5 separate regions of the Homo sapiens genome follow, and all the other regions are linked to region 1. Evidence: chromatin loops called from intact Hi-C (ENCODE). Cell type or tissue: ascending aorta. All regions are shown on one strand. Region 1 overlaps CCDC3 (coiled-coil domain containing 3). Region 2 overlaps CDC123 (cell division cycle 123). Region 3 has its middle 25 kb from the start of OPTN. Region 4 overlaps CAMK1D (calcium/calmodulin dependent protein kinase ID). Region 5 overlaps CAMK1D (calcium/calmodulin dependent protein kinase ID).

Region 1 (5,000 bases):
AGGGCAGTTCCCCTGAACACTCTATTGCCTGCCATCATGTCAGACATGACTTTGAGCCTATTCACCTCCACCATGATTGTGAGACCTCCCCAGGCATGTGGAATTGTGAGTCCATTAAACCTTTCCTTTATAAGTTACCCAGTCTCAGGTATGTCTTTATTAGCAGTGTGAGAACGGATTAATACAGTAATAAGGCTGGCATTTCCTTTATATGTGTGTGTGAGCATATATATAAAAAGAGGTATTCTCCAATCTTTCTCCTTTCTCCCATTTTACCTCATCAGAAGCTACATTCCCAAAGAAAGACTTGAGCCTCAACTTTCCTCTGCTTAGAAATCTCCATCATTGAGCCGGGCTGGGTGTGGTGGCTCACGCCTGTAATCCCAGCACTTTAGGAGGCTGAGGTGGGCGGATCACAAGGTCAGGAGATCGAGACCATCCTGGCTAACAGGGTGAAACCCCATTTCTACTAAAAATACAAAAAAAAAAAAAAAAAAAAAAGCCGGGCGTCGTGGCGGGTGCCTGTAGTCCCAGCTACTCGGGAGGCTGAGGCAGGAGAATGGCGTGAACCTGGGAGGCGGAGCTTGCAGTGAGCCGAGATCGCGCCACTGCACTCCAGCCTGGGTGACAAAGAGACACTCCATCTCAAAAAAAAAAAAAAAAAAACAAACTCCATCGAGCCCCACTATCTACACTGCAATATGATGGTGATGGGTGAAGAGCTCAGACCCTGAGGCCAGGCTGCTTTGGTTTCCAGTCCTGCCTCTTCCACTGACGAGTGACCTGAGACCTTGGGCAAGCTTCCTAGGCTCAGAGTAGTGGACTCTGGTCTGTATTAGCCAGAACCCACTTCAGTACTAAAGGATTGATTTCCCCAGCTTCTTGGAGTGCTGCAGACCGATAGCCGATAGCCCTAAGCTGAGTCTCTCTCCGGAAACTGACCCTGACCTAAGAGAACTGCCCAAGGTCACGCCCCCTTCTTTGGAGCACCTGTATCCAAGGACTGGCTGACACCAGGGTATGAAGACCAAGGCCCCTCATCCCAACTTGGAAGATCTCTGAAGGGCGGTCCCCATTGCTGGGTGTCCTGGGGTAGGCTACAGCCTTTGTTGAGACTGGATCACAGGCTGATGTCTGCCTCCGCCTGTTCTTGTTCTTTTCTACCCAAGGTATTAATCCCAGGAGCATTCTTGAAAACACCACCTATACCTCTTACATTATTTTTTCTTTTCTTTTCTTTTTTTGAGATGGAGTCTTGCTGTGTCGCCAGGCTGGAGTGCAGTGGCGTGATCTTGGCTCACTGCAATCCTCCACCTCACGGGTTCAAGCGATTCTCCTGCCTCAGCCTCCTGAGTAGTAGCTGGGACTACAGGCACGAGCCACCAAGCCCGGCTCATTTTTTGGTATTTTTTGTAGAGATGGGGTTTCACCATATTGGCCAGGATGGTCTCGATTTCCTGACCTCGTGATCTGCCCGCCTCGGCCTCCCAAAGTGCTGGGAGTACAGGCGTAAGTCACTGCACCTGGCCCACCTGCACCTCTTATTCCAAAGTCTACGTCTCAGGGAACCTGGCCACTCTCAGTGGGATGATCATGGTTGTTGGGAGGATTTCATGAGTTTTACTTGAAAAATGTTTAGAACCATGCCCTCGTGCACAGTAAACGTTCACTAACTGTTAGCCGTGATTATAGGATAGAGTCAAATCTCCTAAAGCCTTTAACTTTTGTGATTGGACCCGGCCAACATCTCCAGTCTTAGTGTTCTTCCTTCTGTTCCCACATTTTATACCCAAGGCACACTGGGTCCCACCCAGCTCTTCCTCCAACACATCAGCGCTTTCTCATCCCAGAGGCTCTTCCTCCCGCCTGGAGCACTGTTCTCCCCATCTCCGCCTGGCCATCTTGGAAGCCCTCTGTGGTCCCCTTTCACGATGCTTTCCACCGGGTCTCCCTGTGTATGTAATGTGTCCCCCTCCCCAGTCTCCATGGCACGCCGTAGCTATTCACACCACACGCCAAGTACCTGGTGGCACTAGGAGAATGTGACTCAAGGGCCTTGACATTCACAAGTCACAAGCTCCTGAAGGCCTGGTTCACAATGGTTTTTGCATCCTTGCTGCCCTGGCCTTTTTAGGCCTACAGTTAAGAAAAAGGAGCCAAGTGGAATGTTCCAATAATACCTGTCATTTAATGAGAAACTCTGGGCTCCCGGGGAAGCTGCTGTTACAGGGGAGACCATATGTGCAACACTGCCCTCTTCTGGCCAAAATGAGACCCCCTCAAAAAGATGAGAAGGTGGGCATGAGAAATTCCCGGGAGAACTGACAGTATTTCTATTGTCTTGTGGATAGATATTAGCTATGGAACTTAGGCTTTAATATGGCCAAGTACCAGGCTGAGCACTGTATAATGACACTCCCTCATTAAGTCATGAGTTTTCTACAAGTTATGGTAGATTCTTCAACCAAGAACAAGACAAAAAAGTCCAAAGTCCATGACAACAAGAGGATTGGGGTTTTGGAAGACTGCTTGCTCGAATTTTCAAAGAACAGAACCCAATAGTGGCTGGAACATAACATCAAAGAAGAGTTGAAGGCAGGCTCGATGGCGGTGTTCAGAAGCTGCGTTTAAAAATCGTGAAAAATAGAGGAGGATGCTGGGACTTGAGTGATCACGTGTTAAGAGTTCTTTCTAAGACACAACACTCTTCACAGTTAGCCCTCGACCATGGACACAGCTGTTCTCCAGGCTAGCAAGAGGATGAATTTCACCTCCAGCAAGACTTAGAGCCCAGACAAAAGGAAGACCTTGACCCAGGCTGTAAAAACCAAGATGGAACAGAGGGACGCCTTGAAGTGCATCTGTGTGTGTATCCGGAGTGGGAGGATCATTGAGATGGGAATGATAAATTCCCAAGCAAAGGTGAATGTGAAAAGCGTGGATGGGATGAGAGTTCCTTGGTGAACATGTCATTCTTTGGTCCTCGTGGCCTCTAATATGGGTAGGGTTTCAGTAGGAGCAAAAGACATCAAAGGACTCTAGTAACGTATCCAAGACAACCAACATAGCACAGCCATGACCCAGGACTGCTTAGCAGGCAGGTCTGTATCTCTGCAGCAAAGTGGGCCATGCCTCTGAGTAGGGGGAGCCTGTGTCATGTGAATTGAGGCTAACGCCATAAAATAACCAAGCCACTGCTGATGGAGCCGATGGAGCCCTCTGGCATCCCAGCTATCACCTCAAAAGAAAATCCTGTGTTTAAGAAAGCAAGAATTTCTAGAGGAGAGCTGTGCTTTCCAAAATGTGTGTTTCTTTAAGAAATGCTTTCTTTGGAATGCTTTCCAAATGAAATCCATCTCCTTTTAAAACTGCTTTAAAAAGAAAAAAAGGTCCAGATACGCTATTTGCTCAATTTGCTTTGTGGTATTTTTTGGTAAACTGAGAAGAGCAGGGAAAGGCCAGGCCAAGCTGAAACAGGTACTGCCATATTTTCTTTGAAGAAGAACCAAAGAGAATGTCCTACAGGGCAGCCCCAAAGCAACAGACTCCTCATAGGCAGGCCCCGCTCAGGCCTGCAGCACTCAGCGCCTCCCAGGTGCTTGGGTACCTCTGGCATTTGCCTGCCCAGAGCTTTTCTCTGGAAGTTTCCATGTGGCCAATAGGATGCCTGCCTAAGGGCAGATGGGAAGATTGCCCTGGGAGCCTGCTCTTTTATTTTCGAAAAGACAAAAGTTAGGCTGGGATATCCATACTTCCTTATCTGTCTAAAATAACACTTTTTAAAACCATCAAAGCACACTGATTGTAGAAAAAACATTTTTTAAAAATATGGGACCAACAAAAGGAAAATCAAAATCATCAATGATTCTATGGTACAGAGATAATCACTGTGGACATTGTAACATTTCTTCCTAGTATTGTTCCTACGGGTATAAATAGATAACTATTTCAAAGAAAACTGGAGTCCTGCTGTTACTCAGTTTTCTGTTCTAATTTTTTCCCCTTTTCATTTTATCATGATTCTTTTCCAGTCATCGGTCTGTACACTTCCCGTGAGTATTTCATGGGAGCTGGAGGAGGGAGCATCTGGTGGTTCCACTTGGCCACGAGGACTAACTCACTAGGCAAGACTGGCTCACTAGGCCGGGCATGGTGGCTCTCGCCTGTAATCCCAGCACTTTGCGAGGCTGAGGTGGGAGGACTGCGTGAGCCTAGGAGTTTGAGACCAGCCTGGGAAACACAGGGAGACCCCATCTCTAAAAAATAAAAATAAAAAATAGCCCGGCATAGTGGTGCACATCTGTGGTCCCAGCTACTTGGGAGGCTGAAGCTAGAGGATCACTTGAGCCTGGGAGGTGGAGGCTGCTGTGAGCCATGATTGCACCACTACACTCCAGCCTAAGTTACAGAGCAAAAGCCAGTCTTAAAAAAAAAAAAAAAAAAAAAAAGACTGGCTCAGGCTCACTAGTTATTAATCCTCCTCTATCCTTAGGACCACAGGCCAATGGGGAGGGATGGCAAGATGGGGTGCTCATGCATCCATGAGATTGAGTGGCCTTAATGTGGCCTTTTTGGGTCACCTGTCTCCAGTGACGGGACAAATCCGTGGAGAGCTCTTTACCCGGAGCCTCCACCTGAAGTCTTCCTATAAGTTTCCTGGTTTCTCCGGGAAGCTCAGGTGTGAGAAAGTTTCACCATCAACATCTTGAGCAGTTAAGGAAGTATATCCATGATACCATCTAGAATCACCTCTCATTTCCAAAGCGTTTTGGCTTCCATATGTTCATTCATTCTGGCAAGAAGCATTTATTGTGTGCCTGGCACTGTATGGTGCAGAAAGTCCCCCCCAGTTATTCTGGAATATAGCAAGTTTGTATCAAGCTAAACAAAAAGACAGTATGTTTTTTTAAAAAAATATCTCATGGCACCAGACATGCCAAAGAGTCACCGAGAGGATTCTTGCCTTTCACAGCTGCTTTTAATTTAAATAACCACGTATA
Region 2 (5,000 bases), 680 kb before region 1:
TAAATCATAGCTCCATATAACAAAGCTATTTCATATTGCCAAAATGACCTGTTAAAGCAAATCTTTCTTTTCCCTTTATAGAAAATGGTGTATAATGAATATCTGAAAATGTTAAGGACTTCCTGCGTCTCTGCCCATTAAACATTTCAGTAATTTTTTTTCTATTATAAAACTGATAAATATTTATCATAGAAAAGCAAAATTAGGGATTACAGCTAAATAAAAACAGGAAATATAAAAGCTCTCATGGCCGGGCGCGGTGGCTCACGCCTGGGATTCCCAGCACTTTGGGAGGCCAAGACAGGTGGATCACCTGAGGTCAGGAGTTCAAGACCAGCCTGGCCAATATAGTGAATCCCCGTCTCTACTAAAAATACAAAAAATTAGCCGGGCGTGGTGGCACGTGCCTATAGTCTCAGCTACTCGGGAGGCTGAGGCAGGAGAATGGCTTGAACCCGGGAGGCGGAGTTTGTAGTGAGCCGAGATTGCGTGCCACTGCACTGTAGCCTGGGCGACAGAGCGAGACTCCATCTCAAAACAAACAAAAACAAAAGCACTCATGATCTTGCCACAATTGGTTATTATATTTCTAGAATTCTATCTATAGATAAATATAATATAAATACATCTATCTCTACCTATATACAGATTTTTTTAATGGGATCCTATAGTTTGTATTTCTTTTTTTTTCTTTTTTTTTTTTTTTTTGAGGCAGGGTCTCACTCTGTCTCCCAGGCTGGAGTGCAGTGGCACGATCTCAGCTCAGTGCAACCTCTGGGTTCAAGCGATTCTCTTGCCTCAGCCTCCCAAGTAGCCGGGACTACAGGCATGCACCACCACACCCGGCTAATTTTTTATATTTTTAGTAGAGGCAGGGTTTCACCATATTGGCCAGGCTGGTCTCGAACTCCTGACCTTGTGATCTGCCTGCCTTGGCCTCCCAACGTGTTAGGCTTACAGGTGTGAGCCACCACGCCAAGCCTGTGGTTTATATTTCTTAGTGGGCTGCTTTTGCACTTACCAGTGTGACATCATTGCGTGTCTAAATTCATTATTTTCCATTCCCTTAGTGCTGCGCCTCTGGAGAGCTGTACCATGACATATTTGACCTACCCTCTGTTCTTCCAGAGCTGCAATGAATATCCTTGAGCTAACTCTTTGTGCACTCCCCTAATTTTCTCCTTAGGATAAGTTTCTAGAAGTGGAATTGCTGTATTTCTTTCCTTTTGCCAGTCACTCTATAGCTAAAGAATTTGACAGTGCAGTCAGCGTTGTAGGTGGACGGAATACCTGCCCTGCTGAGCCGCAGGTGCTCTCTTTATGCTTCTTTTGTTGTCTTCAAATAGCAGCTATTTTTCTAGGTTTTTCTTCCTGTTGCATCTTAAACAGACCAGTTATCTCAGGTAAACTCATCTTTAAACTGGTCTTTAAAGCATATCCCAGAACCTAGAAGCAGGAGCATGAGAGTGAAAATCTTGCATAAGCATGCCACTTCCGCCCTGTCCAGTTGAGTTTGTCCTGCCAGTTCGTTCCATGTCAGACTCAAATCCTTTTTTTGAAGTGGATCGTGGCATGAATAACTTAAGTTCACTACGTGTCGGTCGTGCATCAACTCTGGCGTGTGAGCTCTGCAGCTTGGACATAAGGTTGTAGTATTATATTAATTCAAGAAAGGGAAGTTAAGTAATCAGTGAGTGTGGTTGTGTTACATCGTATTACATGTTTATTGTATAAGGATTTTACTTGTATTGGTATTTCTAGTTTTATAGAAAAAAGTGTGTGTGTGTGGTGTGTGTCTGTGTGTCTGTGTCTGTGTGTGTGTGTTTAATAGAGATGGGGTCTCACTATGTTGCCCAAGCTGGTCTCAAACTCCTGGTCTCAAGTGATCCTTCTGTGCCTGAGCAAGTATTGTTTTGACATTTAATTGTCAACCCTCTGGTTGTGTTGGCACAGGTGTTGGTAGCCTGTTTTAGTAACCAGTAGTATTTTCATTCTAGGAGATACCCTCTGAAAAATAGAACAAAGTTGTGGCTCTTTTTTCCATTGTAAAGCTTTTTGACATCTAATGCTTTAAGAGGTCTTAAAATATGTTACACTGAAAATGCTGTCTACTTGATAATTCAACTGATAATGGTTTTTTTTTTTTTTGACGGAGTCTCACTCTGTCGCCCAGGCTGGAGTGCAGTGGTGCAATCTTGGCTCACTGCAACCTCCGCCTCCTGGGTTGAAGCAGTTCTTCTGCCTCAGCCTCCCAAGTAGCTGGGATTACAGGCGCATGGCTACCACGCCCAGCTAATTTTTTTTTGTATTTTTAGTAAAGACGGTGTTTCACCACGTTAGCCAGGATGGTCTCCATCTCCTCACCTCGTGATCCGCCTGCCTAGGCCTCCCAAAGTGCTGGAATTACAGGCGTGGGCCACCGCACCCGGCCATGCCCAACTAATTTTTGTATTTTTAGTAGAGAAGCGGATTCACCTTGTTGGTCAGGCTGGTCTTGAACTCCTGATCTCGTGATCCGCCCGCCTTGGCTTCCTGAAGTGCTGGGATTACAAGCGTGAGCCACTGTGCCTGGCCCTTATAAGGATTTTTATATGCCTTTAGTGTCAGTTGCAGTGAGTGTGGGAAGACACTTTTGCCTTTCCAGAACTAACTATAAATTGCTTTTAATTCTGAGGCTGATGTTTTTTTTAAATCAGCTTTGCAATTTAATGATCAGCTGCCTCCTCTTAAGCTACGTCTTGCTTTTTATCTTCGTTTAACTGATGTTCCAGTGGATGGTATGAATAATAGTCTGTTGTTTTGCATTTTGTACTTTTTGACTTTTGCATGGCAAGGAAGTTAAATCAGCAAGTGAGTTTGAGGTCTTGGATTTAGAGTGTTTACCCACAAAATGCCATCCTTCTGCTATTATAAATAATTGGGAATTGGCAGGAGCAAATGCCAAGCACTGGGCTTTCAGCCTTTTAGCTGGGCGCTACTAACGTGTCACTTTGTCTAGAAGTAACTGTTGGTAGTTGCTTAGCAATTAATCGGTTGCATAACAGGAAGTGTTGCCATCACATAAAAATTCCTTATTGATAGAACTCAGTAAAGATGAATGTTTGTCACAAAGGCCTTGAAGAGCTCTTAAAAGATTAAATGCTGGGTGTGGTGGCTCATGCCTGTAATCCCAGCACTTTGGGAGGCCGAGGTGGGCGGATCATGAGGTCAGGAGATCCAGATCATCCTGGCTAACACGGTGAAACCCCGTCTCTACTGAAAATACAAAAAATTAGCCGGGCGTGGTGGCGGGCGCCTGCAGTCCTAGCTACTCGGGAGGCTGAGGCAGGAGAATGGCGTGAACCCGGGAGGCGGAGCTTGCAGTGAGCTGAGATCGCGCCACTGCACTTCAGCCTGGGCGACAGAGCGAGACTTTGTCTCAAAAAAAAAAAAAAGTTATAGATTCATTCTTTCCAAAATACTTCCCATTAAAATATTATATAATAGAACATTTAATATAATACAGTTATATATAATATGTATAAATTTATATAACATAAAAATGAGATTATGTTGTTTATACTATTTTGAGGCTTGACTTGACAAAAAAAAAATGTTACAGTCAGAATTGCAAGTTAACAGAAGCCGAAAATAGCTTACACATGGGATTTAAAAAATACATTATTTAACGAGGAGCCTGGAGATTGGGTATTTTTAGGAATGCTCAGTGGCTCACCAAGGTCGCCAGGGCTCTTTCAGGCCCTTTCCTTCCACCATCCTTGACTTAGTGGCTCGGTCTTTGGGTTTCTCACCTAATGGTTAAAAGATTGCTGCTACAGTTCCAAGTATCTGTCATATGAAGACATGACCATATCTCAACCAGAAACAGGAGGGATAGGTTGTTTCCTCTTGTTCTTTTCTGTATGTGAACGAGTAAAGCATTCCTGGAGGCCTCCTGGGAGACTTCCTCTCAGCCCTCATTGGTCACAGTTACCCAGCCTAATCCAGTAGTTGGCAAAGGGAGCAGAATTGCTGTGATTCGTTTAGATCAAGCTTGTCCAAGCTGCAGCAGCCCGTGGGCCATGGCCCGGGATGGCTTTGAATGTGCCACAACACAAATTCATAAACTTTCAAACATCGTAAGATTTTTTTTGAGATTTTTATTTTTTTAATTTGTATTTATTTATTTATTAAAATTTCATTTATTAAATTTATTTTTTAAATAAATTTTATTAAAATTTATTTATTTATTTATTTTTTATTTACTTATTTTTTAGCTCATCAGCTATCATTAGTGTTAGTGTATTTTATATGTGGCCCAAGACAATTCTTCCTCTAATGTTTCCCAGGGAAGCTAAAAGTTTGGACACCCCTGGTTAGACCAAGGTTCTCGACACAAGCATGCGTCAGGGTTATCCAGAGAGTTAGATGAAACACAGGTTCCTGGGCTCCAGGGTTTCTGGTCCAGCAGGCCTGGAGGGGGCCTAAGCAGATCATTTCTAACCTGTTCCCAGGCAATGTGGATCCGCTGGTCCAGGCCCACGCCTTGGTGGCTGCTTAGATGAGTCAGCACATGCATCTCAATGATTAGAGAGGGAACCAGGAAGCACAAATGCTCCCAGCATCTGAACAATCCAGGTTCCATTGGACAGGCTGAAGATGGGAATCCTGGAGGGTAGACAGCTAGTGCTGTCTCCCTGCCTATAATGTACTCTAGAAAATACTGCTTTTTTCTTTCCTGTTCTTCAAATGGTTACTGTAGACAAAAAGCTTTAAAAAGTGGAGGTTGACATATGACATGTGGCCGGGCGCGGTGGCTCACGCCTGTAATCCCAGCACTTTGGGAGGCTGAGGTGGGTGGATCACGAGGTCAGGAGTTCGAGACCAGCCTGGCCAACATGGTGAAACCCTGACTCTACTAAAAATACAAAAAAGAGAGAAAGAAAGAAATATGACACACATAAATTTGCTGACTGTGTTATTTGCCAAGATATAAACATTCTATGTTATTAAACTTGCTG
Region 3 (5,000 bases), 170 kb after region 1:
TTTTTTTTTCCCCCTTTTGCCCAATAAAATGCTGCTCTGCACACCCTTCAATGTGTCCACATGTCTAAAGTCTCCTGGTCATGTGACATGAACCCAGTTTTAGCTGAACTAAGGAGCAAAATTCTGCAACAATGATGCCTTAAAGACATTTCTGCCTGCACAATCATTTCTTTTCTTTTCTTTTCTTTCTTTTTTTTTTTTTTTTTGAGACAGAGTCTCACTCTGTCACCCAGGCTAGAGTGCAGTGGCATGATCTCGGCTCACTGCAACCTCCACCTCCTGGGTTCAAGCGATTCTCCTGCCTCAGCCTCCCAAGCAGCTGGGATTACAGGCATGTGCCACCACGCCTGGCTAATTTTTATATTTTTAGTAGAGACGAGTTTCACCATGTTGGTCAGGCTGGTCTTGAACTCCTGACCTCTAATGATCCACCTGCCTTGACCTCCCAAAGTGCTGGGATTACAGGCATGAGCCACTATCCCTGGCCACACAATCATTTCACTTAGGAGTTTTATAACTTGCAATAGTTCCTAAGAAAAATACCATTTTACCGGGGCAAACTATGGTAGATTCTTAGTCTTCTCTTTGGTGGTGGCCTCTGTGATCTCTTTGGAATAGCTCAAGAATGCTGTCTTTTGGTCTTCCTTCTTGGAATGTCTCAGGACAGGTGACATAGGACACTGAGCTGGAAGATGCACAGACACAGGGAACTGTTTTCTAAACTCAGGTGTCATTACTGCTCTGAAAGCAGCTTCTAAATGGAGAAAACAAATCCAACTGGAGCAGGAGTAACCACATCCCCTTCCATCTTTCACCGTATTAGATGAAGACTTTTTTTTTTGAGACAGGATCTCACTCTGTCACCCAGGCTGGCTCACTGCAACCTCCCCCTCCTAGGCTCAAGCAATCCTCCCACCTCAGCCTCCTGAGTAGCTAGGAGGCTACAGCTACAACTACAAGCACCTGCCACCACGTTCGGCTAATTTTTTGTAGAGACAGGGTTTCTCAATGTTGCCTAGGCTGGTCTCCAACTCGTGAGCTCAAGCAGTCCTCCCATGCCAGCTTCCCTAGGTGCTGGGATTACAGGCATGAGCCACGGTGGCCTGCCCAAGACATTTTTTTTAAATGAGAGATTTTAAAAGCTTAGCAATGAGAGAATAAACCCAACAGGTCTACCATTCCAACTCACCTTTGCTTTTTTCTTTTCTTCCCTTCCACAGTAGGAAGTATCCTCTCTCAGTACCTAAAGCTTTGATGTCACCTCCTCTAACAGGTACACCATGCAGTGTAGATCATTCCAAGTCTTTGTAAGCACTAAGTTACAGTCTCTTGAAGAATTCCATTGAACTGGTTCCAGAGTTGGTGTCTCTTTTCTAATCCTCCATTTATATGATAATCACTTGAAATTCAAGTCACCTGTTACTAGGATTGCAAGAAACAGAGGAATCAAATATATATATATATATATATATATATTTTTTTTTTTTTTTTTTTTTGAGACAGAGTTTCACCCCTGTTGCCCAGGCTGGAGTGCAATGGCGTGATCTCAGCTCACTGCAACCTCTGCCTCCCAGGTTCAAGCAATTCTCCTGCCTCAGCCTCCCGAGTAGCTGGGATTACAGGCATGCACCACCATATCCCGGCTAATTTTTTTTTTTTTTTTTTTTTTTTTTTTTTTTTTTTTTGTAGTAGAGACGGGGTTTTTCCATATTGGTCAGGCTGGTCTCGAACTCCCGACTTCAGGTGATCCGCCCACCTCGACCTCCCAAAGTGCTGGGATTACAGGCGTGAGCCACCACAACCGGCGGAATCAAATCTTTTCTTCTGGAGTTCTTTTAATGCTTTTAATCCAAGGTCCCAGCTCTCATGCTCACTTGAACTAACTCTCCCTCCCCCTCCCCCTCTCCCACTCCCTCAGCTTTTATAGATTTTTCTACAATACTTTCTCCTTACCCTTGTTAAAGCATTTGTTATCACTTCCATCCTTTACTGTTTAATCTTTCTCATAAGCACAAATACGCGTGCACACACATACACACACTCACATGAGTTCCCCGTGCCGGCTGCAAGTCTGGGTGCTGTTTTACTCAGCTATCTACGTTAGACCTGTGTTCCTGTTATTCCACAATATTACCACATTCCAGGAGGAGAAACCATTTTATTGTCTATTTCTTATTTTGATCCACATATCACATTAAAATGGAGCAAAAGAAAGGGTCTCAAACAGACAATATGAGTGCCTTCTTTAAGATGCTGGCCCTATAGAAATAGATTTCATGTTTTCCAAAGAGGACCCGGTACATCCCAGCCGCGGCCAGTCACTTGGCGCCATCTGCTGGACATGGACAAACAATCGTAGGCGGGGAACATCAGAACTGACGCATAGGTGCCCACTGCAAACCTGGCTCCCTGATGAACGAATGGTTTCCCACTGAAACGAGGCTTTACATCCCTTTATAACAAATCATCTCTCCAACTTCTTATCAATATCTCAGAAGCTAGGGAGTCTTTTCCACTATGGTTTTCCTATTTCCTCTGCTGGTGCATAAAGTGCCTTTGCTTTGTTTAACAAGCAATAAACAACTTTTTGTTTTGCGTATCACTGTATCCCCAGCATCCTGCATAGTGACTGGCACATGTAGGAGCTCCAAAATCAGTGGGTATTTTTGTTTCTTTGGCTTTTAAACGAAATAATAAGTGATTGATATCTGAGTCGGGGAAGATGACACACAGATATTCCTATTTTCATCAGACACGTTTGTTTTTTTGTTTTTTTTTTCTAGACGTCCCAGCCTGGGTAGGTGGGTAATGGTTTAGAAGCTCCTAAGGATGAACCTCTTCCCACCGCTAAAGTATTGAATCTGCTAAAAATAAGGGAAGAAACACTAATAAATAAATAAATAAACCAGGAAAAAACCCTTGTGGGGAGGGGAGACAAGAAGGAATAAAGACTTTGCATTATAGATTCTCCATGAAACCTGGCCTAGAATTGGATGAGCCTTCAATGCTCAATATACTTTTCAAAAATTGATGATTAACCAATTTGCTCAGTGCAATGGTTAATTTTATGTATCGATGTGGGTAGGCGCACGGGCATGGTGGCTCCACACCTGTAATCCCAGCACTTTCAGTGGCCAAGGTGAGCGGATCACTTGAGGTCAGGAGTTTGAGACCAGCCTGGCCAACATGGCTAAACTCTGTCTCTACTAAAAAAATAAAATAAAATAAAATAAAAATAGCCAGGCATCATGGCATGTGCCTGTAATCCCAGATATCCAAAGGCTGAGGCAGGAGAATTGCTTGAACCTGGGAGGCAGAGGTTGCAATGAGCCAAGATTGTGCCAGTGCACTCCAGCCTGGGTGACAGAGCAAGACCCTATCTTAAAACAAGCAAACAAAAAAACCTAAAATAATAGGGAAGCAGGTATCAGGGAAATAGGGAAGCAAAGGAGGCAGGTCTCGATGGCTAACTCAGTATGGGCAGAAGAGTCAAAGCTGCCTCCAAATTTCTAACTTAGCAAATGGGCAAATGTTGATGGCTGGAATTAAAACGAAAAATAGAGAGGATAAAGCAATTCAGCCAACAGTAATACATTTAGGATTGTTGTCAGAGGCATTCAAACCAGAGCAACTCCATCTTGGGTGAGGACTAGGAAAAATGAGGCTGGGACTTGCTGGGCTGCCCTCCCCGAAAGTTAGATATTCCTAGCCTCTAGATGTTTGTGGCTAAGGAAACAGATTGATAACCTTTACTAAACAGACCCAGACGTAGGAGTGTCCTGTGTAGAAAGCAAAAAGTTTCTTCCTCAAAGTTTCCCTTGTTAAAGAATAAATCATAAGTGTTAGAAGTAATAGTTCCTTTTAAAGACTAACTTCCTTCAAGCCTCCTTGCTTTGTGCTAATAACTCTTTGTTAAGCCCTATCCTATGTAGTTATTAAACATGCTCACAGGCACATAGTACATTCTATGTCCTTGTACTTTAACCAAGATATCTGTGCTGGACATGCTCACAGACATGTCCCAGCTCGCAGCCTATGCCCCTTCCTTATTTGGGAATGTTATTACTTTTCTAAGTCCTTTAGTAAGCAACTTCCTCCTTTCCCTTGTTCTCCATTGCTTTCACCTATTTAGAGAAGTTTTAAATTGTCAGCCAATCGGGTTCAGTTTATATTGTGAGGTCTGGCTCCAGCCAATGGAGACAGGACAGAGTAGCAGGGACAAGCTGCATAAGGGACAAAAATTGCTTCCCATTCCCTTTGAAAACTGGCACAAGAGAGGGATGCCCTCTCTCACCACTCCTATTACACATAGTGTTGGAAGTTCTGGCCAGGGCAATCAGGCAGGAGAAAGAAATAAAGGGTATTCAATTAGGAAAAGAGGAAGTCAAATTGTCCCTATTTGCACATGACATCATTGTATATTTAGAAAACCCCATCGTCTCAGCCCAAAATCTCCTTAAGCTGATAAGCAACTTCAGCAAAATCTCAGGATACAAAATCAAGTGCAAAAATCACAAGCATTCCTAAACACCAATAACAGACAAACAGAGAGCCAAATCATGAGTCAACTCCCATTCACAATTGCTTCAAATAGAATAAAATACCTAGGAATCCAACTTACAAGGGACGTGAAGGACCTCTTCAAGGAGAACTACAAACCACTGCTGAACGAAATAAAAGAGGACACAAACAAATGGAAGAACATTCCATGCTCATGGATAGGAAGAATCAATATCGTGAAAATGGCCATACTGCCCAAGGTAATTTATAGATTCAATGCCATCCCCATTAAGCTACCAATGACTTTCTTCACAGAATTGGAAAAAACTACTTTAAAGTTCATATGGAACCAAAAAAGAGCTGCATTGCCAAGACAATCCTAAGCCAAAAGAACAAAGCTGGAGGCATCACGCTACCTGACTTCAAACTATACTACAAGGCTACAGTAACCAAAACAGCACAGTACTGGTACCAAAACAGAGATATAGACCAATGGAACA
Region 4 (5,000 bases), 120 kb before region 1:
CAGGCTGGTCTTGAACTCCTGGGCTCAAGTGATCCTACTGCTTCATCCTCCCAAAGTGCTGAGATTACAGATATTAACCACTGTGCCTAGTTGAGAATTTTTTTTTTGAGCCTTATTCAGTGACAGTTCATCACCTAGCAGTATTTTATGTGGAGTGCACAACCACAGCCACACTATTCCATTACGGATGTCACTCAGAAATAAGAAGGAACATGTACAGCTGGTCCATCGTTCTGTCTAGAAGCAGACCTGCACCTTGATGCTTTAGATGGTGGCTGACTGTTATGTTCCTGAGGCTGTCGGGGAAGGAATCGTTCATTTCCTTCTGGAACTTAGTTGCCATGTTGGCTGCAAAGCCACGATAGATATCTTTGGTCTAACTCGGCCTTAACTTGCCTAAAATAGTTTAAACGTGTTTCATCTTGTTCTTCTCTAAAAGGAGATGGAGAACAGTTGGTCAACATTCTCGGTGTATTTTTTCACTGAGTTAGAGGATTGGTGTTAATTCAGGGATCACTGCACTTCTAGAAGTTGATGTGGGGCGTGGGATTATGATGAGCTCTTGGAAACCAGGGGTTCCAGCCAGCACAGTGTTGGGGCGAGGACCTCTATCCTCAAAGCCACCCAGCAGGGGACTTGAATGTAAGCGTCCTCCTCTGTCTGCCATTGATTAGATATGAAGGAGGCCTGTGCCTTTCACTTAAACTTGGGGATTCTCAGTTTCTTGTATATAAAATAAATGTGCTGGGCTAAATATCTCCTGTAAATTTTTTTTCTGGTTTTAACATTGTGTGTTTCTATAGACTTGTGAGTTGGCATCCTTTAAGTATGTAAATATCTACGTGTCAAGGATACTGGCCATCATTGTTCCTGTCTTCACTCCGTACAGCCAAGAAGAAGGATTCAGTCAATGGACCTCCCCAGCGTCTGTCTTCTGAGTGATCTCGATTCTTTTCATCTTTCCCCATAGCGCCTCTGTTCCCAGTCCTTTCGTCTTCACTCCTCGATGTGGTTGCTCCCCAACAGAGCTTGCTTTTTATTTGTTTCTCACTTAAATACCATATTTTGGTCCATGACTATAAGCATTACATCATTGTTCTCATCCTCTCCGACTGTTAGTGTCACAACAGGGTTTTATGTAACTGAGAAATTGTCATACAGGGCACAGATGAGTAGGTGGAACATCCAGATGAGAGTTTTCTCTCTTTCTCAACAGCCACTTGGTGACAGCCCACAGCGAACATTTTATCACACCGTGGGCTGCAGCCAGACCCCCGGTGTTGGAGAGGACAGGGCCCCCTAAGTGGGGAGACTTGTAGGGCCTGCTCCTCTTCGTGGACCTGACTCATCGCACGTGGGCGACGTAAACCCAGCCTGGCTTTGAGGAGCCCCATCCCACACATGGCAGTCCCACAGAGTCGCTCTGAACACAGTGTTTTTAAGGCACTTTTCTTCCTTGTGGAATTGCTTCTTTAGATACTTGATGTGGGAGGGAGGTCACGTTTTGTCGTGGTGGGAAAGAGGGGGAGGGCAGCATTGTGGAGCTCCATTTGTTCTTTGTCATGATTAAAAACCAAAACCCTGGAATGACTACGGCAGTCTTCTTAATCAGATTTCACAAGAAAGGCTTGACTTAAGTACAGAGTAGGCGTCACGCCGTGATCACACAGCAGGTAGGCCCCCATGGGAGACCCCAGAAGGGCCGCACAGCAGTGCCGTTTGTGGCCACATTGCTCTGAAATGCCTTCCTTGGCACAGTTGACTTCCTCCATCCCGCGGAGTTCCAAGGCCCTCCCACATTTCAAAAGCCCAGTGGCCCCAGCTTCTACTCCCTCCCCGTTCCTTAGCCTCACTCCTCCATGATTGGCTTTGGGAGCATTTAAACAGCAGTCCCAGCTCAGATGAGAATGGTAATTACATACCAGTATGGTGCTTTCATGGGGACTTCTCATGCCTGTGGTGAAACTCGAGGCTACTGGACAGATCAGGGTAAGCTGCTCTTTGGCGATACTTTTTTTTTTTTTTTTTTTTGAAACGGAGTCTTGCTGTGTTGCCCAGGCTGGCGTGCAGTAGCACGAGCTCAGCTCACTGCAGCCTCTGCCTCCCAGGTTCAAGCGATTCTCCTGCCTCATCCTCCCGAGAAGCTGGGATTACAAGCACGCATCACTGCACCTGGTTTTTATATTTTTAGTAGAGACAGGGTTTTACCATGTTGGCCAGGCTGGTCTCAAACTCCTGACCTCAGGTGACCCACCGGCCTCAGCTTCCCAAAGTGCTGGGATTACAGGCGTAAGCCACCATGCCTGGCCTGGTGATATGTTTTTAATTTAATTGTTTTTTTTTTTTTTTTTTTTGCCATCCTGATCTATTGCTAGAGGCAATTCATTCCTCATGAATGACAGCTCTAGGTGAAGGCTGATAGAGACCAGAGAAGGAGGCTATCCCAACAGAAAAGATCAGAGCTGTCCCAAAAGCCTTCTGCTCTTCTTCTGTGACTTTGGATGGAAGACAGACTTCAGGCAGAGAACGCTCCTGTGTTTCAGCCTGATTTTTACTTGCCAACAGTCTGGATTGCAATACTGGAAACCTGGGTGAAGCAGCAGCTGTTTATCAAGATGCTCCTGGTAAAAGTCCCTCATTGTCTTAATTTTTTCTTTTTTAATATCCCTGCTGCTGCAAATTCTGCTACTGACAGGAAGCTGACCTGACCCAGCACATTCAGTATCACCTCCTTGTCTTGATGTCATTCTTACTGAGGCCAAATTCTCTACTGAAATGTGTGTCTGGGGTTGCAACAACACGAAGCTTAATTTTATTTTTCCTGATCTTTAAGTTCTGTTTAGCATCTCTGAAAAGGCCACTGCTGGGTAGAAATGTCATCTTTCTCTCTCACTGTTTGAGAGAAATCTTCTCGTGTCTTCTCTGATACGCAGTGTCGCAAACTGTTAGAAACTTGATTACAGTTTGATTTAGTAGCTGGTGTTCCTTCCCCCACCAGCAGGGGGGGCATCGCTTCGTCCCACTTCCTGGTGGAAGTTCCTCAAGGACCGGAAGACCAGCTGTGATCTGAGCGTCTAACCCTGGACACAGATACCTACTGGCATTGTTTACAATGAGAGGCCATGTGCAACTCTTCCAAATTGAGCTCCAGTTCTTTTCCTTGCAGGCGTAACTCTAGGACACAGTGGCATGTGCCCATCAAGACAGGAAACTGAGGCATAGGCAAGGTAATGAATCCTCTAGTTTACTGTGGCACAGAGCCCAGCCTATAATCCTGTCCTCTGATTCCATGCTGGATCTGAGATAACAGACTTGTTTTTTAGAGTAAATTCAGTATTTTCAGTTTTTTTTTTTTTTGTTTTTTTTTTTTTTGAGACAGAGTCTTGCTCTGTTGCCCAGGCTAGAGTGCAGTGGTGCAATCTTGGCTCACTGCAACCTCCACCTCCTCGGTCCAAGCAGTTCTCCTGCCTCAGCCTCCAGAGTAGCTGGGACTGCAGGCATGCACCACCGCGCCTGGCTAATTTTTGTATTTTTAGTAGAGACGGGGTTTCACCATGTTGGCCAGGCTGGTCTCAAACTCCTGACCTCACGTGATCCGCCCACCTCAGCCTCCCAAAGTGCTGGGATTACAGGCGTGAGCCACTATACCCGGCCTGGTGCTGGACTGTTGGCTTTTATCTTCTGGCATCGAGGACTGCCCCTGTCCCCCAGGCTGCTCCCTCCTGATGTGTCACCGTCCTCCGCCCACTGGAGGGGTCATGTGTGAAGGACAGAGAGGAGAGGCCACACAGACTTCCATGGAGGTGAGCAAAGCACCCTGAACGTGGGCTTCCTAGGAGGCTAAGGGCTTCGCCGTTTCCTCCACCCTCTCAGCAGAAACTGCTTCTTGGCACGTCCTTGGGGCTCGGGAAAGGGAAAATTCTTTTCTACTTCAGAAGAGCATGAAGATTGATTACCACGAGCCCCACACCCACAAGACAGCTGCTGTCTTAGTTTCAGTCCCCTTGGTTACGCCTTGTTCTTCTCTCTTCTTTGGTAAGGAAAATGGGCAATTTAATTGTTTTAAAAACAAGATGAAAGGTTTCTGAAACTCTTTTTTTGTTTTTTTGAAGTCTCTCGAGTCTTTCCGTTCGCCAGGAATACTTGCTCTAAATCAATATAAAGTAGCTTGGTTCCCGCAAAGTGGAATTTTCCATAAGTGGGCTGGTGGTGAGTCTCACAGTAGTAAATCCAATTATTTTGAATTTTCTACCTAGTTTTATAAAAAGCATGAGTTAATCGTGGTCTCTGAGAAGGACCACATCTCTCCACAGGGGTCTCTGATGGCTCCTTGGACACTCTGGTGAGGCTGAGTGGTTTACATGGAGCTTAACTTTTATTTACTGGTGTAAACTTGATAAGCCGATGGGATATTGTTTTGTCAGGAATAGCAAAGAAAGCTGAGTTAATAGCACCCAAGATCTGACCAGGAGGAGGTTCTGAGAGATCGTGTAACAAAGTATTTCTTTCTGCCCTTTGCCCCTAAACCTGGTAGACCCGAACTTCCTTGGAGAAAAGGTATTTTTTTTTTTTTTTTTTGAGATGGAGTTTCACTCTTGTTGTCCAGGCTGGAGTGCAATGGCAGTCTTGGCTCACTGCAACCTCCACCTCCCAGGTTCAAGCGATTCTCTTGCCTCAGCCTCCTGAGTAGCTGGAATTACAGGCATCCACCACCGCGTCTGGCTAATTTTTGTATTTTTAGTAGAGACGGGGTTTCACCTTGTTGGTCAGGCTGGTCTCGAACTCCTGACCTCAGGTGATTCATCCTCCTTGGCCTCCCAAAGTGCTGGGATTACAGGCGTGAGCCACCGTGCCGGCCAGAGAAAAGGTATTAAAGGGAGAGCAACATGAGTGACAAGCACATTCACACACTGAGAGTTAGGGTGAATTCTGCCTCTTTTCTCCTCAAAGTTCCTGTCTGAAATCATGTGTTCATGGAAAGGTATTTAGCAAACTGCTCT
Region 5 (5,000 bases), 180 kb before region 1:
TCACAGACACTATTTGGTTTCTTTTAAGCAGGTAGAAAAAATACCAGAATTACCACTCACCTTGAATTTTGGCTTGATTTGTCTAAATTGCAATATTTGATTTTTATACAGCATAAGAAAGTTTCTCGTCAACTCTGGTGTATCTTACGCCATTTGCTTCAGTGACGGTACCCACAAGGTGGGAATCTTATGGCTAAAAGGATTTTAATTAGTAGACACTCAAGCCACCAGATGGCTCCCTTAGGTTTAAAAATCTCCACCTGGGGGAAATAAATGGACTTTTCCCGAGTAAATTTAGAATAATGCCCTAAACTTGTAATGTGAGCAGGTCTTCAGAGTTTCGAGCTGAAGTTACAGGTTTAGAGTTGTCCGTTGGAGGTTTTTGTTTCTTCGTTTAATGATTTAAAAACAGGTTATGATACAAGATCTTCAAAATGGTTTTACCACATGCATCATGACTTAGAATCTTCGTTGGCTCTTTTGGTTTTTTTCATTCAAAGTTGAAATGCCTCACCTCTTCTTTCTTTTTCTCTCTACTAACCATTTTCTACTGAGCACACCGTACCTTATCAGTCTCATAACTGGGCCACCTAACTCTCCCTAAGACAGCACTAGGAGTTGACACCCAGAGAATCTGTAAGTCATGTACTGCTCATCTAACGAACAGTCCCTGCTAGCCTTGCCTGCTTCTTTTGCATAGACCCCACTCTTGGGCACTTCCACATCTGCTAAGTCCACTGAAACCCAGTGGGGTAGATTCATCTCATCAAAAAGAAATAGAGACAAGGTACGACAATTACACGATTTTTGACCGAAGGTTCTCATGGGAAGTTCCCCATTAAAATTGTTATAGAGGCCGGGCACAGTGCTCACATCTGTAATCCCAGCACTTTGGGAGGCTGAGGCGGGTGGATCACCTGAGGTCAGGAGTTCGAGACCAGCCTGGCCAACATGATGAAACCCCGTCTCTACTAAAAAGACAAAAAGTAACCAGGCGTGATGGTGCATGCCTGTAATCCCAGCTACTTGGGAGGCTGAGGCAGGAGGATCACTTGAACCTAAGAGGTGGAGGTTGCAGTGAGCCGAGATCACACCAACTGCACTCCAGCCTGGGCAACAGAGTGAGACTGTGCCTCAGGAAAAAAAAAAAGAAAAGAAAAAAGAAAACTGTAAAAAGAATTTCCCTCATTTCATGAATGCACCACCCTAGGTCTCTTGTATCAAGAGAAATCTGGGAGGAAACACTTTCCTGGCGCCTGTGGGCAGGGGTGAGGCAGGAAGGAGTGAGTAGGCTGGATTGAGCAATCTTCAACAGAATCCTGTTTCACTTTTTAGGGTTAGAGCCACTTTGCACTAACCTTTCCACTGACAGAACCACTCACTAGGAAACTGAAGGAACTCAGGAAGAACCCAGTGCCAGCACTGAACCACTGCGTCCCTGCCACTCTTACTCCTCCTCCTTCAGGGAGCACTTTTTACCTGGCAAGGCTGTTTCACAGTTATCCCAGGATGAAACCTATGGATAACACTCTTTTAGCAGGTGTAGAGACTAGAAAATAATTGCTCATCGCATCCCAGCCTTTAGATTCCAGTCCTCTGGGAAGTGTGGTTGAGAAGGGGACAGTTGCGAGCAATCCAGCTCGAGTTTTAGCACACAGAAGAATTACCTGAGGGTATCACTAAAGCAAAGGTTGCTGGGCCCTGCCTTCTGAGATGCTGATTCAGTGGGTCTGGGTAGGAAAGGAGGCATGAATTTGCATCTAGAACAAGCTCCCATGTGATACCAAGGACTGGTCCAAGGACAACCCTTTGAGTAGCAAGACCTTTAAGAACATGCTTCTAATACCCAGCTGTTGTCACCTGGAAGGAGGGATGCCTTTGGAGGTGAACAACAGAGCCACTCAAACGCTTTTCCATCTGAACCACAGAGGACTGGATGTCACTCAGGACTCATGACTTGAATTAGGGTATAAAAGAACCCAGCCTGGTCCGTCTGCAGAATTCCTAGCGAAGAGTCACTCTTGGGGTATCAGTGAGAGAAGAGGCTGGGCATCAGAGCATCATGGAGACAATGTGCCTCTTGGTCTTAGGCCTTCATTTACAGATGATTTTAGACAGTCCCATTAAAGACACAGTTCCCTTGAACTTCACAGACATGCTGAGTGATGACAAACCTTGGCAGGTCTGTGACCAGTTTCTTCCAACAAGTTACTTCTAGGCATTCCTACTAATCTTTCAACCCACTCATTGCTTAAGGGTAATAAGATCTAGAGATGACGTGGTAGATAAGACTGTTGACACATTCTCTAATCTTAGCTAAGCAAACAGAGACTCATTGTCCCAAGCCAGTGGCTGGCACAGTGCCCTGAATGTCTTAACAGAGTTTGACAGGGAAATAGGAGCCCTTCAACCCTTTTTTGAGATTGAAACTACAAGAGTGAGAAGATTATTTTTCCCTCTCGAATGGCCCCGAAGAATCAATAAGGATTCAAGGGTTTTCCTCTCCACGGTAAGGAGATTGTTCTTGGCAAGTTATGCTGAGAAGCCTGTTGTGTGCCTTGTCCTCCCTCAGTCATTTCAGCCTTAGAATTGAATTAACTGCAGGCCCAAGGACATAAATGAACCACGTGAGTCATTTTTCAAAAGTGAACGACAGGGCACCTGTCTTCTGGAATTGGTGAATCCATTCAGCGGAGACTCTTGACAAGGCTTTGTGTGAGATGATATAAATAGGCCCTGACCTGCAGGGCTTTTGTTGTCTTTGGGTGAGATAGAGACATTTGTACACAAATAATCACAAACTGGCTAAACTGTGCCACGTGATTAGCAAACATGCGCATGCCCAATCAGCGAGATCTTCACGGTCAAGGGGCTAATGTCTAGAGAAGCTTGGACGTACAGAATAGCGTGGCCGTTAGTCTTATATCCTGTCGTGGTTCCCCACACATTTCAATTACTCGATAAGTAATTCGAGACCAGTCACAGGCTTTTTTCTCACTTAATGGACAGCCTTGATGAGGGCTAGCAATTTCTTCACTTCTTGTTCCAAATATAACCAACTTATAAAAACACCTTCTGGAACTCCATACAGGGAAGAATAGGATTTAATCACAGGAAATGTATCGGCGGGCTGTGCATTACTCAATTTAGCACTGTTGGGAGCAGATCAAAATCTGGGATCCATGGTATTAGATGGCTCCAAGCTTCAAAATTTTGTGTTCTTTCACTGGCTACCATCCACCATCCATCCATCCATCCATCCATCCATCCATCTATCCATCCATCCAAAAAATATTTACTGAGCAGCTACTAGGTGCCAGGGCCTTTGTAGGCATCAGGAATATAGTAGTGAACAAAATAGACAAGGACCCTGTGCTCACAGAGCTTATTACCTAGCAGAGGGTAACCCGTAGTAACAGGTACACACATGCATGAACTAGGTGCCTCCAGATAGTAGTCATTAGGCCACATGGCTCGATGGGAAATGACTAGGGGGAGATTAGGGTTGTGTGGACCAGTGCCTCCTTTGATAGACAAGCACTGGTTACGGACATGGCCCTAGACTCCAGGTGTCAGAATTACCACTGTAGACCTAATGTCTATAACAGAGGTTTTAGACAGTAGGAGTTTTTAACAGTAGGAGTTACTGAAACCCCTCGCTGCCTTCTAAGTGCAGCAGGCTCTATAACAAGAGGGGGCTCTGTTTCCCTAAGTGAGGTAGCTTTCTGAGGTCCCTTTTATAAGGGCGTTAATCCCATTCACAATGGCTCCACCCTCATGACCTAATCACCTCCACAGGCCCCCCATTCCTAACACCATCACCTTGGGTGTTAGGATTTCAGTATATGCATTTTGGGAGACAGTCCATGGTAGACTTTAAGATAACTCCAGGCTGGGCGCGGTGGCTCACGCCTGTAATCCCAGCACTTTGGGAGGCTGAGGCGGGCGGATCACGAAGTCTGGAGATCGAGACCATCCCGGGGATAACACAGTGAAACCCCATCTCTACTAAAAATACAAAACAATTAGCCGGGCTTGGTGGTGGGTGCCTGTAGTCCCAGCTACTAGGGAGGCTGAGGCAGGAGAATGGTGTGAACCCAGGAGGCAGAGCTTGCAATGAGCCAAGATTGTGCCACTGCACCTCCAGCCTGGGCAACAAAGTGAGACTCCGCCTCAAAAAAAAAAAAAAAAAAAAAAAAAAAAAGATAACTCCAAAGAATTTGAAAAGTAGTGTAAGTTACAAAGTTATCCCCTAGAAGTTATAGAAATTTGCCCTTCAGCATCCTCATCTGTAAGTGGAGAAAATGATACTTCATAGAGAAGTTATGAGGAATTCTTAGCCAAACACTGGGCACACAATAGCCATTTGGCAAATGTTGGTTTCTTCCCCTCCGGCCTACCAAAGGATCTGGACGAGGTCAGTTCAAAGGTCCTTACCATTTAAACTTGAAGCTATAAGATTAAAATCCCTGTCCTAACAGAGTTTCTAGCATTAAGGCGGAAACAGAAATGTAAGGCATGGCCCTGATCACTAAAAAGGATGTGATCTATTGGGAACTACTTGGAACAAGAGTGAGAAGTAGAAGAGAGTAAAGAGTCAGGAAATGTGATTTAATAAGTATGTGACAGAATATTGAAAGTGTTCATTAGTATATCTCTAACGGAGGTATAATCGGTGCTCTCGGGGCAGGTGGAAAATGGTGTGGGCTGGAATTTGAGTGTAGATGGGAAAAGGCAGAAAGGAAGGTGTTCCGGAGTCCACATGGGAGGAAGAACTATGTGAACACCACATGGGGAAAAGAAGAAATGGACGTGAAGAGGCTAAAGTCCCAGGGTGTCAGGCAGTGGGCTTGTGTATTGCAGGCCCACACGTCTTAAAGCAATCTCATTGAGTCACACTTAATTAATTGAGAATTTATCATTATTTGGAAGGAGGCAGGCTGCAGTTTGGGAGAATTGAGATTTATTAGGTGTTTGAACGGTCTGAACGGGAGAATTGT

Evidence for each region. A loop is a pair of places that touch in the nucleus more often than their neighbours do. Peaks named below come from ENCODE experiments on the same cell type or tissue, not always from the same donor. Only the 100,000 strongest peaks of a DNase experiment are listed, where the experiment ranks them.
Region 2: it touches region 1 in a loop (2.7-fold over the local background); 12 of 110 quality-filtered maps call a loop at or near these places.
Region 3: a loop joins it to region 1, with 6 times the contacts of the local background. A loop is called at or near these places in 34 of 110 quality-filtered maps.
Region 4: a loop joins it to region 1, with 2.8 times the contacts of the local background. A loop is called at or near these places in 46 of 110 quality-filtered maps.
Region 5: a loop joins it to region 1, with 4 times the contacts of the local background. A loop is called at or near these places in 60 of 110 quality-filtered maps.

Annotation. Positions count from the first base shown.
Region 1 is chr10:12,900,044-12,905,043 of GRCh38, forward strand. All of the region lies in intron 2 of CCDC3 (coiled-coil domain containing 3), which reads right to left. Among named protein-coding and RNA genes, the nearest start is that of CCDC3, 99 kb to the right of the region's middle. In ascending aorta, a CTCF peak has its summit at 2,282 (motif pointing left); a DNase peak (open chromatin) is centred at 2,234; H3K27ac peaks cover 2,714 bases.
Region 2 is chr10:12,217,557-12,222,556 of GRCh38, forward strand. All of the region lies in intron 6 of CDC123 (cell division cycle 123), which reads left to right. Among named protein-coding and RNA genes, the nearest start is that of CDC123, 24 kb to the left of the region's middle. In ascending aorta, no CTCF peak of the experiment used is centred here; DNase peaks (open chromatin) are centred at 2,965, 4,016 and 4,518; H3K27ac peaks cover 2,764 bases.
Region 3 is chr10:13,072,679-13,077,678 of GRCh38, forward strand. It overlaps a transcript of CCDC3 not described here. Among named protein-coding and RNA genes, the nearest start is that of OPTN, 25 kb to the right of the region's middle. In ascending aorta, a CTCF peak has its summit at 2,340 (motif pointing left); a DNase peak (open chromatin) is centred at 2,343.
Region 4 is chr10:12,779,639-12,784,638 of GRCh38, forward strand. All of the region lies in intron 5 of CAMK1D (calcium/calmodulin dependent protein kinase ID), which reads left to right. Among named protein-coding and RNA genes, the nearest start is that of MIR548Q, 57 kb to the left of the region's middle. In ascending aorta, a CTCF peak has its summit at 2,988 (motif pointing right); no DNase peak of the experiment used is centred here.
Region 5 is chr10:12,718,272-12,723,271 of GRCh38, forward strand. The region is part of intron 3 of CAMK1D (calcium/calmodulin dependent protein kinase ID); the gene reads left to right. Among named protein-coding and RNA genes, the nearest start is that of MIR548Q, 4.6 kb to the right of the region's middle. In ascending aorta, a CTCF peak has its summit at 234 (motif pointing right); DNase peaks (open chromatin) are centred at 1,270 and 2,350; H3K4me3 peaks cover 579 bases; H3K27ac peaks cover 3,054 bases.